Regions from separate parts of the Homo sapiens genome. Here region 2 is linked to region 1. Evidence: chromatin contacts called from ENCODE Hi-C or POLR2A ChIA-PET data. All regions are on one chromosome and are shown on one strand. Each heading gives the region's core, a stretch centred on a gene start or an enhancer-like site at or near the end of the contact. The rest is flanking DNA. Distances are from core to core; before and after follow the strand shown. Region 1 holds the start of PDP2 (pyruvate dehydrogenase phosphatase catalytic subunit 2). Region 2 holds the start of CMTM3 (CKLF like MARVEL transmembrane domain containing 3).

The links. Hi-C counts contacts between places; a loop is a spot of excess contacts on that map. ChIA-PET counts read pairs that join two places held with the same protein, here RNA polymerase II (POLR2A). Pooled maps may share reads with other maps.
Region 2: a loop to region 1 is called in a map of natural killer cell, with 4 times the contacts of the local background. The contact joins the promoter of CMTM3 here to the promoter of PDP2 in region 1. A Hi-C loop is called at or near these places in 18 of 168 maps with a recorded cell type or tissue (B cell, CD8-positive, alpha-beta T cell, Calu3 and 14 more), 17 of 37 single-sample maps with no recorded cell type and 18 of 50 pooled maps. POLR2A ChIA-PET finds 5 or more read pairs at or near these places in 8 of 52 experiments (BJ, H1, PC-9 and 5 more).

The regions. Positions count from the first base shown.
Region 1 is chr16:66,877,292-66,882,589 of GRCh38, reverse strand. PDP2 (pyruvate dehydrogenase phosphatase catalytic subunit 2) reads right to left here and starts at 2,075. Exons shown (of 2, transcript NM_020786.4): 1 at 1,950-2,075. RefSeq lists a silencer at 1,622-1,801 and enhancers at 1,261-2,033, 2,282-2,361, 4,512-4,561.
Region 2 is chr16:66,602,008-66,607,305 of GRCh38, reverse strand. It overlaps CMTM3 (CKLF like MARVEL transmembrane domain containing 3), which reads right to left and starts at 2,602. Exons shown (of 5, transcript NM_181553.4): 1 at 2,354-2,602. The coding sequence starts at 2,500. It also overlaps a transcript of CMTM4 not described here. RefSeq lists silencers at 1,598-1,817, 1,878-2,717.

The DNA of each region.
Region 1 (5,298 bases), core at 826-3,325:
AATATTAGTCTTAGAAGGTTTTGTGAGAATTTAATAAAATATGACGCTTCTGCTAAAAAAAAAAAAGTAGCTATTATTTTCATCATTAGGTATATACCCCTCTAAGTCATTCTGGGTATTTTTTGTTTGGTTTTTTTTTGTTTTGTTTTGTTTTTGAGATGGAGCCTGGCTCTGTCCCCAGGCTAGAGTGCAATGGTAAGATCGTGGCTCACTGCAGCCTTGCCCTTCTGGCCTCAAGGGATCCTCCTGCCTCAGCCTCCTACATAGCTGGGACTACAGGCATGTGCCGCCAGGCCCAGCTAATAGACAGGGTCTCCCCGTGTTTTCCAGGCTGGTCTCAAACTCCTAGGCTCAAGCGATCTTCCGCCCTTGGCCTCCCAAAGTGCTGAGATTACAGGTGGGAGCTACTGCGCACAGTCATTCTGTACGTATTTTTGTAGAGTTGTAACCCCAACTTTGAATCTGGCTTTCCTGATAAGAGTATTTTTTCACATCTGATGGCTACATTTTGACATAAATAATCACAACTTACTTAACTATTCTTTACGGCTGGAAATTTAGAGGTTGTTTCTACTACTTGCTATTTATTAATATAAAATACCAAACTGGACTGGGCACAGTGGCTCATGCCTATAATCTCAGCATTTTGGGAGGCCAAGGCAAGAGGATCACTTGAGGCTAGGGAGTTTAAGACCACCCTGGGTGATACAGCAAGTGCCCCATCTCTACAAAAATTTTTAGATTAGCTGGGCATGGTGGTAAGTGCCTGTAGTCCCAGCTACTCAAGAGGCTGAGGTGGGAGGATCGCTTGAGCCCAAGATTTCAAGACTGCAGTGAGCTATGATCACACCACTGCACTCCAGCCTGGGCGACAGAGCCAGATCTGTCTCTTTAAAAACAACAACAACAACAAAACCCCACCAAACTGTACTGCTTTATGCAGTAACCTTTTCTCTACTTAGGTTTTATCCTAGTTATTTCCCAAACAAGGAGTCAGTAGGTCCAAGGGTGTAGACTCATTGCCAAACTGATTTCCAAAAGCTTCACATCTGCCTCCTCAAGGGGGTGACGAGTTTCCTAGTCCCTTCACTAGCCCTGGTGGTACTTTTCCTTGGAATATAATAAATTAAATTAAATTAAATTAAATTAAATTAAATTAAAAAAAAAAAAACAGAACAAAACCTTGACCCATTATAATGAGCTTTTCATGTATGAATCCTGCCCTCGGGATCTCGAGATCATTTGTCGGGACCTCAAGAGTTCCCAGGACTGAGGACCGTCCCTTCACTCCCCCACCCCCTGCCAGCCCACCCCGCAGAAGTCGGTGCGGGGGCGGTCTGTCCGGGAGCAGAGGGCGCCTGACGCTCCGGCCCTGCAGTCAAGGCAGGCAGCGGTGCAGGGTGATACACCGCAGCCAGGACGCAAACCCTCTTGCATCCTTAAAGAAAACAGACAGGTCCCAAGTTCAAATCTCTGACTTCAGCCTCATCGCTAAGTGCATGGACTCCGGAGCCCACCAAAACCGATCTCCCTAGAACCCCGGCACGGCCGTACCCCAGCTGGGTGCCCCCGGGCGACCCGCTTGGTGCCTCTGAGCCCCGGCTTGCCAGCCTGTAAAACAGGGGCGTGCAGTCGGGACACAGAGCTCCAAGGGGTGCTCGATAGGCCAGAGCAGCTAGTGGGGTGCCCCGGTAGGCAGCCAAGGGTCCTCGGCGAGCCCGCGGGCCCACGTGGCGCGCGCACGTGAGTGGGGTGACCGTGGTCGTAGGCCCAGCTGGTCCCTCTCCGCCGCGGACCCGCCCCCTCACCTCAGCTCTCCCTCCGCCCAGTCACCTGAGCCGGTGCCGCAGGCCGGGAGGGTCAGGCGCCGGCGAGGCCTGGCGGGGAAAGAGGTGTCCACATCCCCCGCTCGTTACCTTCCCTACCTCGGACCCTCGCCCGCTTCTCACCAGCTGGCGAGGCCACAGCCGCCCGCTCCGTCCGGTCAGTTCAGCGCCTGCGCACAGTGCCACAACTGCGGCCACCAGGTCCTCACCTCACCCAGGCGGTCCCTAGTCAGGACCCAGCTCCAGAAGGAAGCGCCCTCCCGCCAGCCCTGGTTGGCTCAATTGCGGAGGCGGGCCCTTGATGGACAGAGGTATTGCCCAATGGCTAAAGAGGATGAGAGGCGGGCAGAAAGGCGGGACCCGGGAGGGGGCAACACCGCCCCTTACCCCCTGCCTGGGTGCTGAAAGTGTTCGAGCGCGGGGCCACAGGACCAGGCAGTCACGTGCCTGAGATCGCCAGCTACGTGGCCGCTACACTCTGCATACCCCGAACCCAGCGGCCTCCCCAATTCCTCACCGTTGTTAGAACACCTCACTGCTTCCTCTCCACTTCGGTGTCGACCACTCCAGAACCCTCTCTTGAGCGCCACACCCTGATGTCCAGCCACCTGGACACCTGCCTCTGGAGGCCCCCAGGCGCCTCAAACATAACTTACCCCAAACTCAGCTTTCTGCCAAACTTGCTTTTTCTCTTCTCTCCTAACCCAGTAATGGCCCCACCATCTGCCCAGAGACCCAAGCCAAAACCCTGGGAGGCATCTTGACTCCTTCCTCTCCCTCACCCTCTCTTTCCAGTTATCTAATGCTGTAAATCCTATCTCCTAAATCTCTCTCCACTCATCCATCCGGCGACGCAGCCACCCTATTCCAAGCCTCTCACTTGATTTTACGGTTTTCCCTCCTCCACCTTTGACTTGGTCCTAACCACAGAGCAGAGCAGCCAGAATGACGCCCCTCCCACCTTTTCTCGTGGTTGGTGGGTAGAGACAAGGTCTTTCTATGTTGCCCAGGCTGGTCTCAAACTGCCGGGCTCAAGCAATCCTCCCACCTCAGCCTCCCCAAAGTGCTGGGATTACAGACGTGAGCCATCACGCCTGGCAGAATGACACTTCTAAAACTCAAATTCCAAGGCCGAGTGCGGTGGCTCCTGCCTGTAATCCCAGCACTTTGGGAGGCCGAGGCGGGGGGATCTCCTGAGGTCAGGAGTTTGAGACCAGCCTGGCCAACATCACGAAACCGTCTCTACTAAAAATACAAAAATTAGCTGGGAGTGGTGGTGCGCGCCTGTAGTCCCAGCTACCTGGGAGGCTGAGGCATGAGAATCATTTGAACCAGGGAGGTGGAAGTTGCACTGAGGTGAGATCATGCCACTGCACGCCAGCCTGGGAGACAGAGTGAGAGTCTGTCTCAAAAAAAACAAAAACAGAAACAAAAACAAACCAAAAAAACCCTCAAATTCCTGCCCTAAAGTCTTTTTTTTTTTTTTTTTTTTTTTTTTTTGAGACGGAGTCTCGCTCTGTCGCCCAGGCTGGAGTGCAGTGGCGGGATCTCGGCTCACTGCAAGCTCCGCCTCCCGGGTTCACGCCATTCCCCTGCCTCAGCCTCCCAAGTAGCTGGGACTACAGGCGCCCGCCACTACGCCCGGCTAATTTTTTGTATTTTTAGTAGAGACGGGGTTTCACCGTTTTAGCCGGGATGGTCTCGATCTCCTGACCTCGTGATCCGCCCGCCTCCGCCTCCCAAAGTGCTGGGATTACAGGCGTGAGCCACCGCGCCCGGCCTCCTGCCCTAAAGTCTTTAGTGGTTTCCCACAAACCATTAAGCTTTGAACTGACCATTATATTGGCCTGCTACTGACAATTAACTCAGCACGGCTGGCGGCTGGTAGGTTGAGAGAGACAGCGAACCCCGACACCAGATAATCCCTCCGTCCCTTCTGGTCCTAACATTGTGGCATTCCAGTGATGACCTGCTTCCTTATAAATTATTTTCACAGAACTCTTGTAACTATGGTAAGTCAGATGGAGTCCTTCCCTGGAGACAGAGAAAAATGGGAGACAACCAGAAAAAGCCACTTGGAGCCCTGAGAGTGTGGTTTTCCAGAAGGAAGACACCCTGGCTTACCTGGGCAGCCTGGCCAGCCTCCTGGACCCAAGGACGTGGTCACAATAAAACTGCTCATGTCAGACTTGCCCTTGTATATTTATAGTTCCACTCACCCTTAGCCCTTTCCAGAAGTTCAAAGTCAGGACTGGCAATATCTCTCTTCCTGCATATTAAGAGGACTGTTTCAGACCCAAACTAAAAAAAAGTCTAAGGGTTTCTAATAAATGAGTGCAAGAGAATGCAAAAGCACACTTCTTCCCTCCCCCCAGCAGACAGGTCATATAGGGTCACAACGGGTTACCCTTCCGGACAGAGGCAGCAGTGTTTAATTATTCAATCTGCAGGTGTTATGGGTGCCCACAATGTGTCAGGCCCTGGGCTGACTGCTGAGACACACAGATGGCGGCCCCCGCCACTTTCCTGAGAAAAATTACATCATTCCACCAAGCCTGAAACCACTGAGTTTTTCTAAGTTACCACACACACCCACTTCCAAAGTAAAAATGCACCCTGGAGGATTTTATGTGCATTGGAACTTTCATTTCAAGGCTATAACCAGTTCAGTCACCCTATATAGGATGGCCAGCCGAAGTCCCTCACCGGATCTCTCAAGGCTTCCTTGTCCCAAGGTCTTATAAGCAAATACGATGGAAAAGGATTACTTCTCTCTCCTTCGAGAAAGGGAAAGCATAGCTCGATTGGCAGGTTTTTTTTGTTTTTGTTTTTGTTTTTGTTTTGATATGGAGTCTCACTCTGTCACCCAGTCTGGAGGGCAATGGTGTGGTCTCGGCTCACTGCAACCTCCGCCTCCCGGGTTCAAGCGATTCTCCCGGCTCAGCCTCTCAAGTAGCTGGGACCACAGGCATGTGCCATCATACCCGGCTAATTTCTGTATTTTTAGTAGAGAGGGGGTTTCACTATGTTGGCCAGGTTGGTCTCAAACTCCTGACCTTGTGATCTGCCTGCCTTGGCCTCCCAAAGTGCTGGGATTACAGGCGTGAGCCACTGTGCCCAGCTGTTCAATTGGCATTTTTAGAGAAAAGATGTAAAAATATTCAGCCTCACTCAAAACCAAAGAAATGGCCAGGCACAGTGGCTCATGCCTGTAATCCCAACAATTTGGGAGGCCGAGGTAGGTAGATCACTTGAGCTCAGGAGTTCGAGACCAGCCTGGGCAACATGGTGAAACCCCCCCATCTCTACAAAAAATACAAAAATTAGGCTGGGGGCGGTGGCTCACGCCTGTAATCCCAGCACTTTGGGAGGCCAAGGTGGGCAGATCACTTGAGGTCGGGAGTTTGAGACCAGCCTGGCCAACATAGTGAAACCCTGTCTCTAATAAAAATACAAAAAATTAGCCAGGTGT
Region 2 (5,298 bases), core at 1,353-3,852, 280 kb after region 1:
AATGTTCACTGTGGTCTTGCCCACAACTCTGTAGGTGGGAAGAGCTGATGCAGGAGGATGTTGAGCCCTGGGCAGTCCTGCAGCCCAGGTACGCTGCAGAGCAGGCCAAGGTGACCTGTTGGCCAGCCTGGGGCTCCACAGTGCCTGGTACCCTGAGGCTCACGGGCATCTCCTCTGACCCTCACATCCACCCATGAGCACAGCCCCACTTGACAGATGAGAAGACTCTGTCACATGGCTAATCAGAGGCTACTAGAATTTGAACCCAGGGCTGGCTGACCCCCCAGATAGAGTTATCTTACCTCCGCCCCAGAGATGGAGTCTTGCTCCGTCTCCCAGGCTGGAGTGCAGTGGCACGATCTCAGTTCACTGCAACCTCCACCTCCGGGGTTCAAGTGATTCTCCTGCCTCAGCCTTCCCGAGTAGCTGGGATTACAGGCGCCCGCCACCAAACCCAGCTAATTTTTTTATTTTTAGTAGAGACAGGGTTTCACCATGCTGGCCAGGCTGGTCTCGAATTCCTGACCTCAGGTGATCCACCCACCTCGGCCTCCTAAAGTGTTGGGATTACAGGCATGAGCCACCACGCCCGGCCCAGGTAGAGTTCTTAAGCAACTTGGCCCTGTGGGTGTTGGGGAGGCCATCTGTCCCTGGTTTCTGTCACTGTGGCTGCGTTTGAACATGTCTATGGCTGAGTAGTTTCTAGTGGGTGCAGGAGTCCCCATGGGGACACCCAGATGCCCCACAGGAAGCACTGTGGCTGCTTCAGACAAATGAACTGCAGGGATCCCAGGGGGTCCCCAGAGCACCCCCATTTGCTCTGCACATGGCCTTGGGTGCAGCTGAGCCCCCTTTGGAAAGATAGACTAAGGCATAGAGACGGGCTGGGAGGCTGCTGGGGCCTCCCAGGAAGGCCTTCCATGGGACTGACCCAGCTCTGGCCCTCCCCTTCCTGTCTCCTATGCCTGCACCCCAAAGCCTAATTCTGGGGATTCCCCTCTCAATTCCTGTTTTTTCATCCCGCGATTTCTGGGGCCACTTCCTCTCTCTGTTTCTGTCCATCTCAGCCTCTGCACTTGCTTGGCCTGGGGGTGGGAGTGAGGGGACTAGGGAGGCAGGAGTGCCCTCAGCGGCTCCTGTGAACCCTGAGTGCTGACCGTTCACCCTTCCTTATCCTCCCTGACCTGGATTCCTGACATCTGCTGGGCCCAGGGTGGCCTCTATGCTCCTGCTGGACATATGCCTCCCTCTTATGAGGTGGTCTTGGGTGGGGATGGGGGGGTTCAAGCCACTCTGGGGACGGTGGATTCGAGGCTTCTCCCCTCAAGTGGCTCCCAGTGGTCTCCAGGGTGGGGCTGGGAGTGTGGGCTCGGAGTGTGGCATTGGTGTCTCACTTGGGCGTTGGGCAGGTGGCCTCTGGGCTGACCGTGGGAGAGGCTGCAGGACCACCTTCTGCCCTCTGCCCTGAGTGACCAGGGAGAGGTCCCGGAGCAGAATCCCCCTTCCTCCTGCCCCCACCCTCCTGGCCGCTCTCACTGGGCCCCTCAGTTGAGCCACCTGTCAAATCAGGCGCCTGAGCGCTCTCATCTGTAAAGTGGGGACAAGGGCAGGAAGCGCCAAGTTCCTGGGATCTAAGCAACAAGTGGCCGCCGCCGTGCGCCGCTCTCTCCTCCCGCCTCCCCCGGTCTCCGGCCCGGCCTCTCCCTCCCCATCCCCAACGGCCCAGCGCCACCCCTACCCCACAGCGGACAGTGCGGGCGCCTCCGGTGTCCAGAGGACAAAGAAGCCCCACCGGCCGGGGTGGGGGCGAGGGCGGAGTAGGAAGGAGCCCGGCCGCGGAGGGGAGGAGGGCGATGAAGTCACCGCGGGGCCGCCTCACCCAGTCCCGGGGGTGGGGGATCCCTCCCGCTCCGCACGGCCCCCCGCCGGCTCGGCCCCGCAGGTCGAGGCCCCGGCCCGCACTACCCGCTCGCAGGAAAGCGGACCCCGCTGCGGCCCGGGAGTCCCGGAGGTCCGAGTTGCCCGAGTCCCCGGGGCCCAGAGAGGGCGGGGGCGCCTGGCTCACACAGCAGGACCCACATCCCCGGGCCCCACCCACTTCCCACGGCCCCCAGCTCTGGACTCGCGGGGACAGCGCCGCGGATGGCCTGGGCTCGGGCCCCGCCCCGCCGTCCAAAGTTTGGGGACCTCGACCCAACTTCGCCAGGCGCCCGAGAGAAGTCGGCCGAGGCGGCGCGGAGAGGGGGTATCGGAGCACGGCGGCCGCCCCCGGACCCCACCCGCGCCCCGACGTCCTCCTCCGAAAGGAGCCGCGCAGTCCTAGCGGGGCGGCCGAGGGTCCCGCCGCACTCACCGACTCGGCCAGCAGGAGGCGGCCTTTGAGAGAGCAGAGGAAAGCCCGCGCCGGCAGCAGGGCGCGGAGCCCGGGGACCGCGGGGCCGGGACGGGAGCCGCCGGCAGGCTCGGGGTCCGGGTCGGGGTCGGGGTCTGGGGGCCACATGGCGGCGGCGGCGGTAGGGCCGGGGCTCGGCCTGGCTCCCCTCTTCTCGCGCCCGGAGGGAAGCGGAAACCCGGGCTGTGCGGAAGGAGGGCAGGCGACACTGGCTCGCGCAGGGGCGCATCCCCCGCCGCCACGCCCCGCCCCGCCCCCACCCGCTCCTCCAGCCCGCCCCTCCCCCTCGGACCCCGGCTGCGGGGGATGCTGGGCCCGACCCGCCCCCTCCCCGGCCTGGGGCCTCCGCAGACTCCACCTTCTTCTTCACCCTGGTTCGGGCCGCTGGAGACCTCCCGATCACCGCCCCGGCACCCCTTCGGAGCTCCCACCCGTCTGCCCCTATCCAGAAGGGCTGTCTATACTCGCTGTCTCCGGTCTAACTTCCTGCCCGTGCGCGTGTCTGGGATCCGGGAACCCAGGCGTCTAAACAGCAAAGACCCCGGCCGTGATGTCGGCTCCGCAACCCATGCCCTCTCTTTTTCTTGGGGGCCGGAGTTTTCTTGCGACTTTCTTGGCCACCCCTCCTGTCCCCGGCCAGCCCCACCCTCCTCCAGGGCCTCTTTGTTGGCTGTTCCAGGCCTCGGTCCTGCACCCGCCTCCCCCAACCCATTCTCAGAGGACTCTCAGACCTGCAAGCGCAGCTCCAGGCACACACACAGACACACACACACGCGCGCGCGCGCGCAAACACACACAGGCACGCACATCTGCAGGACTTCCTGACCTGCAGTCCCCCCACCCCAACACATCTCTCTCTCTCACACACACACACACACACACTCCACACGCACATGCGTGCACATCTAGAGAGCGTCTGGAGTTCAGCGTGATCAAGACCCAGCTTCCTGTGCCTCTGCGAAGGGCACTGCCCCCTCCTTTCCTTCCACCTGACTAGCGGAGACCTGCGGGTTGTCCTTGTCCCTCTTCACCGGCAGTCTGTAACCAAGGTCCTCCCACTTTCACCTCCTATAACTTTCTCTGATCTCTGTCTACTTCTCACCACCACTAGATCCGAAACCATTCCTGCCTGCTCCCCGCTGAACTGCTGTGATGGTGTCTTTAAGAGGCCCTTAGGTTTTCTCTCTGGGCAGCCGGGGGAGAGCTTATGGCACAGTACTGCGCACCCTTGACATAACTAACTCCATCTTAGAAAAAGACTTCATTTTATATTTCATAGGGTGCTTTGCCAACAAGGGCAAGATGTTTTGTTTAATAAAAAATAGAAGGTCAGGCGCTGTGGCTCATGCCTGTAATCCCAGCACGTTGGGAGGCTGAGGTGGGTGGATCACGAGGTCAGGAGTTCGAGACCAGCCTGGCCAATATAGTGAAACCCCGTGTCTACTAAAAATACAAAAATTAGCTGGGCGTGGTGGCACCGTGCCTATAATCTCAGCTACTCAGGAGGCTGAGGCACAAGAATCGCTTGAACCCGGGAGGCATAGGTTGCAGTGAGCCAAAATCACACCACTGCACCCCAGCCTGGGCGACAGAGCAAGACTCTGTCTCAAAAAATAAAAAAAAAAATAAATAAAGACTGCGTCCAACCACATAAGGACACAAAGAAGCACACTGTTCCTCTACCATTTCTCACCAGAGCACTCTGTGACTACAAAACAGCAGCCCAGCAGCCTTAACTGACAACCATCCCACTGCCGTTCATAAGAACTCTGCATCTGCCTCCCAAGGCTCTGCCCCTCAAAGACTCTGCAAGACCCTCAAGCCCAGACCAGGATTCCTTTTGTCTTCTTCCTTACCCTGGAACTGGTTCCTTAACCCTTTCTCCTATCTCTTTTTCTCTTGATGTTAAATGCTACTTTGTTTGTTGTGGAATGTTTATAACATTTACATGTGGATTAAGTATACTATTATATATGGTTTGCAATATTGACTGACTTGTGGAGTGGCTTGAGCCCATGTGCTCACTACTGAGTGAACGGGAAGTACTAAGGAAAATTGGCTCCTTGGGTCTGGGTGCAGTGGCCCATGCCTATAATTCCAGCATTTTGGGAGGCTGAGGCAGGCAGATCACCTGAGGTCAGGAGTTCGAGACCAGCTTGGCCAACATGGCGAAAACCCATCTCCACTAAAAATACAAAAATTAGCTGGGCGTGGTGGCACAGGCCTGTAACCCCAGCTACTTGGGAGGGTGAGGCATGAGAATCACTTGAACCCAGAAGGCAGAGGTTGCAGTGAGCTGAGATCGCACCACTGCACTCCAGCTGCACTCCAGCCTGGGCGGCAGAGTGAGACTCTGTATGAAAGAAAAAAGAAGAAGAAGAAGAAGAAGCAAATTGGCTCCTTGGGATAGCTTGTGGCTTTTGTTTTTTTTTACCCTTGGGTATAGGGTGAATAAAAATCTGACACTGTGGAAAGACACAAACACGTGTGGACCTAGTTATCTCTTTTTTCTTTCTTGAGACAGAGGCTTGCTCTGTCACCCAGGCTGGAGTGCAGTGGCATGATCTTGGCTCACTGCAACCTCCACCTCCCAGATTCAAGGGATTCTCATGCCTCAGTCTCCCAAGTAGCTGGGATTACAGGCCTGTGCCACCACACCCAGCTAATTTTTGTATTTTTAGTAGAGACAGGGTTTTGCCATGTTGGCCAGGCTGGTCTTGAACTCCTGGCCTCCAACAATCTTCCCGCCTCGGCCTCCCAAAGGTTTGGGATTACAGGCGTGAGCCACCGCACCTGGCCAGACCTGATTATCTCTTGACCTTGTACCACTCATGACAATCACCAGTCATTGATCACTTTTGATGGCAGCCGTGGCTCCAGACAACCTGCTGCTATCATCACCCAGC